Regions from separate parts of the Homo sapiens genome. Here region 2 is linked to region 1. A link is a contact called in ENCODE Hi-C data. All regions are on one chromosome and are shown on one strand. The core of a region is the stretch at or near the end of the contact, and the rest is flanking DNA. Distances in the headings are between cores, read along the strand shown. Region 1 holds the start of MAPK6-DT (MAPK6 divergent transcript). Region 2 overlaps MYO5A (myosin VA).

Region 1 (2,909 bases), core at 29-2,528:
GGATCAGAGGAGAGCCTAGAGCAGAGGCAGTGGGGCTGAAGGTACGAGCTCTCGTTGCAGAAGCTGGAAATTCTGCGGTTGGAACAAGTCTCCCCTTTCTCTTGGTTTTTTTCACTCATTACCTCTTCTTCACACCTGGTACTCAGCTGACGTTGTTTTAAATATTAAAAAATATAAAGCATTCAAGCTCACCCCAACCACTTAACTTCATTACTCTGTGATTTTTTTTTTTGAGACAGAGTTTCGCCCTTTCGCCCAGGCTGGAGTGTCCTGGCGCGATCTCGGCTCACTGCAACCCCCCGCGGGGTTCAAGCTATTCTCCTGCCTCAGCCTCCCGAGTAGCTGGGATTACAGGTGTGAGCCACCACACCCGGCTACTTTTTGTATTTTTAGTGGAGACGGGGCTTTCACCATGTTGGCCATGCTGGTCTCGAACTCCTGGCCTCAGGTGATCTGCCCGTCTCGGCCTCCCAAAGTGCTAGGATTACAGGCGTGAACCACCACGCCTGGCCCTTTGTGATCTTTTTGAAGTGGTCTTTGCCTCTTTCTTGAAGATGCCCATAATAATGACTAGAAGGGCTATTCTATGTCTGGTTCTCAGCAAGATGGTGATGAAGTCATTGAAAAAATATGCTGACCTGCGTCTCTAATTTCATAAATACTTAAATTTCACATAAACACTGAAAAGGCTCCTTGGACTCAATAAGCCATGATAAGTAATGTAAGTTTGCTTTTAGCCAAGTGGGCCCAAGAAGGCACCCATCCACCTTTCTACGTTTCATAGTGCATCCCTTCCCAAATTCAAATTGTCCTATCCCAGTTCCTGCAACAAGCCAGGTACTCTGGCCTCCCAGTCTTTGCTCACAGAAACACCCTCCCCACCTCCTGGTTATATCCGCTCCTCCGGGATCCAGCTGAAAGGCCACCTTGGCGACCACTCCTGAAAGCCTTCCTCCATACTCTGGCAGAATGAATGACCTTAGTATTGGCCTCTAACGCGTCTGTCTTGTGCTCGGGCTGTCGCCTTCCAGCCAATCCATCTTAAGGTCCACCCTTCCTGGAGACTGAGGCCTCTTCCTCTCGGATTGCCCAGTGCCTTGCACGTAGTAGGTGCTTAGTAAACGCTGGCACTGGGTTTGGTCACTTTGTTCCCTTAATGCCAGGGCAGGTAGTAGAGCAAACGGCCCCAGCTGTCTTCCTCCCTGCCCGCCCGCAGGCAAAGCCCCCAGGAGACGCCGGACGAGCCGCGTGCCTTTCCCACCGCCTCCGCGGCGCGCGCAGCCCAGTCACGGGCGCTGGAAATTCCGGCGCGTGCGGGTGCGCTGGGCAGGGCGGGGGCGGGAGAACCCGTGGAGTGAGCCTGTGACGTGAGGGGGCGTGGCACCGCGAAGCCCCGCCCCCTCTTCCTCGCCCTCTCTCGCGGGTCGGGGTTACATGGCGGCGACTGCGGCAAAGCGAGAGCCTCGGAGACGCCGCTGCCGCCAGCACAGCCGGAGACCTGAGCCGACACTGGGGGCAGTCCGCGAGCCCCGCACTCTCTCGATGAGTCGGAGAAGTCCCGTGAGTGTGTGTGTGTACGTGTGCGGGGTGCGCCGGCGGGGCGGCTCGGGAGGGCGCCGCGGCGGGCCCGGCGGCGGCGGCGGCGGCGGCGACGGCGGAGCCGGCTCCCTCCTCCATTGTGTGTGACCCTCCGGCGGCTGCCGCTCAACAAAGGCGTTTTTGTTCGGTCTGCCGCCCGCCCCCTGCTCGCCCGCCTGCCCGCCCGCTCGGGCCTGGCCGGCGCGTCCCCGCGCGGGCGGGCGGGCGGCGGGCTGGGGTCCCCGCGTGGGGCCGGCCAGGCGGCCAGCGCGCCCCTCCCACCCGGCACGCCCCTCGCCGGTCGCCCTGCCAGGCCGCGCCCGCTCCCTGGCCCCGCACGCCTGCTGCCGTCCCGCCGCCTGCGCCTGGCTCCGCGGGTTCGAAACCCAGCCGGACCGGACCGGAGGGCGGGCGAGCGAGGGGCGGCGGCCCGGGGAACATGAGGTGGCGTGGAGTCTCGCCTTACTGGCACGCTGCCTTTCGAAATGCTCCCGCGTCTCCTCCCCCATCCCACCCGGTGACTCGGCCTCAGCTGACTCCGGCCGGGCAAAGTCTCCAGTGGCGTAGCGCGCAGCGCTCACCCGGCTCGTCTCAGAGCCCTGAAGTCCGCCCAAGTTTTGAGTCTTGCCATGAATGAGGTACTGAAAACTCGGAGACGAAATTCCTAATTTCCTCCCTCGGCCCTACAGTCTTTCCTTAGCTTCTTTCGGGACCTTAAGTGGTGGTCTGTAAAAGTGCCCAAATGAAAGCTTGTTTTGTCGGTTCACCAAAAAGGGCCTTGTCACTTTGCTGTGCATTTTAGTCCGCCTTGTGAGTTGTGTCGAAAAGTAAAGGTGTTTTGGCATCCTTTTGTTTCTTGGCGAGTGTAGGACCCAACCGGTTTAGGTGTTAGGGGGATCTCTGTGCAGCGGGAGCTTCTTGATTCCTTTCCTGTTTTATTTTTTCTTTTGCTTGTTCATTGGAAAAGGTCCAGTGAAAGGGACTGGTGAGTTGGAATTAGAAGCCTACTTGTATTAACGGCAGAATTCGTGTTCATTGCTAAAGATGCAGTCTCAGTAATGACTTTTTTTTTTTTAACGGATACAGATGATTTGTCAAGGGGAAAAATTAACACGCCATACAATGAAGAGCAAGCAGCTTCAGAGTAATTTTCTGATGGCTGATTCTTCTAGCCTGTCTCTTACAGTTCCAATTGCACATGTCCTCCCTCTTTAACGCTGGAAAACTGAGATGGAAAGAATGATCTGACCAGAAGAATGTAGGGTCCAAACAGGGCCTGGCCCTGAAATCAGGAATTTCTTCATAGAAATATCAGATTTTAATGTTTAAAA
Region 2 (2,700 bases), core at 16-2,515, 350 kb after region 1:
TAATTCTGAGAGAACAAGCTTGCTGTATCAAAACAACATTATATAAAACAGAAAAGAATCTCACCTTTTGGCACTGCTGTTTCTATATATAGAGTACAGATCTAGAGATATAGGAGGAATTACTTTACTGGAACCTGTAATGCCATGGAAGGACTGCAATTTTACCAGCCACCCTATCCTAACCGACCTGCATCTAAGTTCCTGCTGTAGTTCTCACTGCATGTGCTGATATTAACATTTAGAAGTCAGTACAGACAAACCATATCAGGATTCTTGCCAGCAGTTACAGCTGACACAGGCAACTCTGTTTTCATTTAAAGATGGTAATACCAGCGGAATCTCTGAAAATCGATTACTTTTTTCCAGGAAGCCTAATGTTGAGGTACTTTTACAAATGTTTCAGCAGTACATCTCATTACTACTTGACAATCTTAATGTCTTCTATACTTAATAAAGTTTTGATATGTTAATACAAATTTGAAGCGTGCAAGTACTGGTCAATCTGAAAGCATTTTGTGGGGAGGGTTCCATCTGCGTAAAGCTGTTGGTTGCAATCACTGTGCAGACATTTAGACTTCTCCTGCTTGGACTTCTTAATACAGCCTTAATGCAGGCTTCAACAAGGATCCCTACCATCAGGTACTAAATATTATGTCTAATGTTCCATTATTAGAACACTAAGCATGTGGGAGTTATTTATATTCTACTGCTCAAGGTCATTGCCAAAGACTGATTTTGCAATTCAAAAAATTGCAACCTTAGGCATAAATGGGTTAATCACATTAACCCTACTGAAGAAAAAGGAGTCTACGCCCCAGACTGACTTTTTTTTTAAAAGGAGTCTATGCCCCAGACTGACTTTTTTTTTTTTTTTTTTTTTTTAATATACAAGTGTTAGTAGGTACTTGGCCATTCTCTCCTAAAAATACAGCTTTGCCTCTGTTCTTATTAGAGTAGAAAGTTCTACTAAAAGACCTACAGCCTACTCATTGATAATGAGAAATAAATGCTTGGGAAACAGTAATAATGAACAGTAATTCAACTAAAATTTGTACTGCATTTCTAATAAAACCAACAGTGAGTCACACGGACCAAGTCATGATGACAGCACCTCTCTTTTGTGTACGGAGTAGATGGGGATATGGACATTATTCCTACCTGCTCTGTTTCTTGTTTGTATCGATCTGCATGTTCCTCAATGCATTTTTTCTCTGAACGAGTTTGCTCCAGGTCTTTCCGGAGCTTGGCAATTTCTTCCTGCAGACTAAGGACCCGCCCAGTGGCAACTTTCGCTTCCTCTTCACTTAGTTGAAGACGTTCTAAGTCACTTCGTAGTTTCTCAGTCTCAGAGTTGTATATTCCTTCCAGATTGGTTAGTTTCTCCACAAGGCATTTGTAGTCTTTGTTCTTTAAACATACACATAAGTAACAATAAGTAAATACACATATCATCAAATGTATTTAGTAAGAAAACCATGTTTATTCATCATATTCATGCTATATCATCATAACATTGATATAGTATCCAACCAAAATACTACAACATTTGCAATAGCACAACCAATACCTTCTAGGTGACACAAACAGAGAAGAAAACAGGCACAATTAATTCAATTCTGTTTGATGTGGTAAGCAAGATGGATGTGATTTTCTCATAGTCACAGGGTGAGTTACATAGTAAATTCTTAATTTCCTGATTCTTAATTCAGAAATAGGAGGATCTATACTTGTTTTTGAAAACAGATCAAAATGTTGCTAAAAACCATTTACTAGCTTAGTGATGCGTACGAATGATTAAAACAGCCTCAAAATCCCAAGTTGGCCAGGTGTAGTGGCTCACACCTATAGTCTCAACACTTTGGGAGGCCAAGGCAGGAGGATCACAAGAGGCCAGGAGTTCAAGACTAGCCTGGGCACATAATGAGACCCCGTCTTTACAAAAAAATTTAAAAATTAGCTAGACATGGTGGTGTGTACCTGTAGTCCTAGCTACTTGGGAGGCTGAGGCAGGAGGATCACTTGAGCCCAGGAGTTTGAGGCTGTAGTGAGCCGTGATTGCACTGCTGTACTTTAGCCTGGGTGACAGGGTGAGAATCTGTCCTAAAACAAAAAACAAAAAAAAAAAACCCTCTCCCTACACACACACACGTTTCTCACAAATCTTTATGTTTACTACCTCAAAATTTCTCCCTCCCACTCAGAAAATCTTCCATCCCATTTCATTCTGATCCCTGTTTTGCTTTGCTCTCCTTAGCATTTTTATATTCTTAATTACCTTTATATCATTTACATGTGCTAAAATATTAGTAACTATCTTTAATCAAACAAACTTTTATCTCTGCAACAGATTGCAAGTTCATCAGAAGCATCAACATTTTCCTGATGCTTTTGCTATTTCAATGCTAAACCAACTCATCTGTAAAATGAACATGATACCACATGAAAATAAATGATAATTTTGATAGAGCATTGCCAAGTACAAAATACAGTATGCCTGGTTCAAGCTGGTGTTTGAAAAATAAGTAACATACAATATGACTCTTGGTCATAAAGGTTTGAAGCATTAGTAGATCTCTGTTCTCAAAAATAATTTCCTGCCAGGCATGGTAGCTCATGCTTGTAATCCCAGTACTTTGGGAGGCTGAGGCAGGAGGATTGCTTGAGGCAACAGCCTGGCAACATGAGACCCTGTTTCTACAA

Evidence for each region. A loop is a pair of places that touch in the nucleus more often than their neighbours do. Pooled maps may share reads with other maps.
Region 2: a map with no recorded cell type shows a loop between it and region 1 (3-fold over the local background). The contact joins the enhancer-like site here to the promoter of MAPK6-DT in region 1. A Hi-C loop is called at or near these places in 1 of 168 maps with a recorded cell type or tissue (GM12878), 8 of 37 single-sample maps with no recorded cell type and 6 of 50 pooled maps.

Annotation. Positions count from the first base shown.
Region 1 is chr15:52,017,817-52,020,725 of GRCh38, forward strand. MAPK6-DT (MAPK6 divergent transcript) reads right to left here and starts at 1,279. Exons shown (of 2, transcript NR_156732.1): 1 at 883-1,279. MAPK6 (mitogen-activated protein kinase 6) reads left to right here and starts at 1,403. Exons shown (of 6, transcript NM_002748.4): 1 at 1,403-1,560. RefSeq lists enhancers at 1,004-1,073, 2,414-2,463 and silencers at 1,244-1,353, 1,654-2,163.
Region 2 is chr15:52,369,011-52,371,710 of GRCh38, forward strand. MYO5A (myosin VA) reads right to left here. Exons shown (of 42, transcript NM_001382347.1): 22 at 1,159-1,407. Among named protein-coding and RNA genes, the nearest start is that of MYO5C, 75 kb to the left of the region's middle. Within about 2 kb of position 1,266, at least 3 of the 41 ENCODE cell types and tissues checked have a DNase peak (open chromatin) inside an H3K27ac peak, as active enhancers do.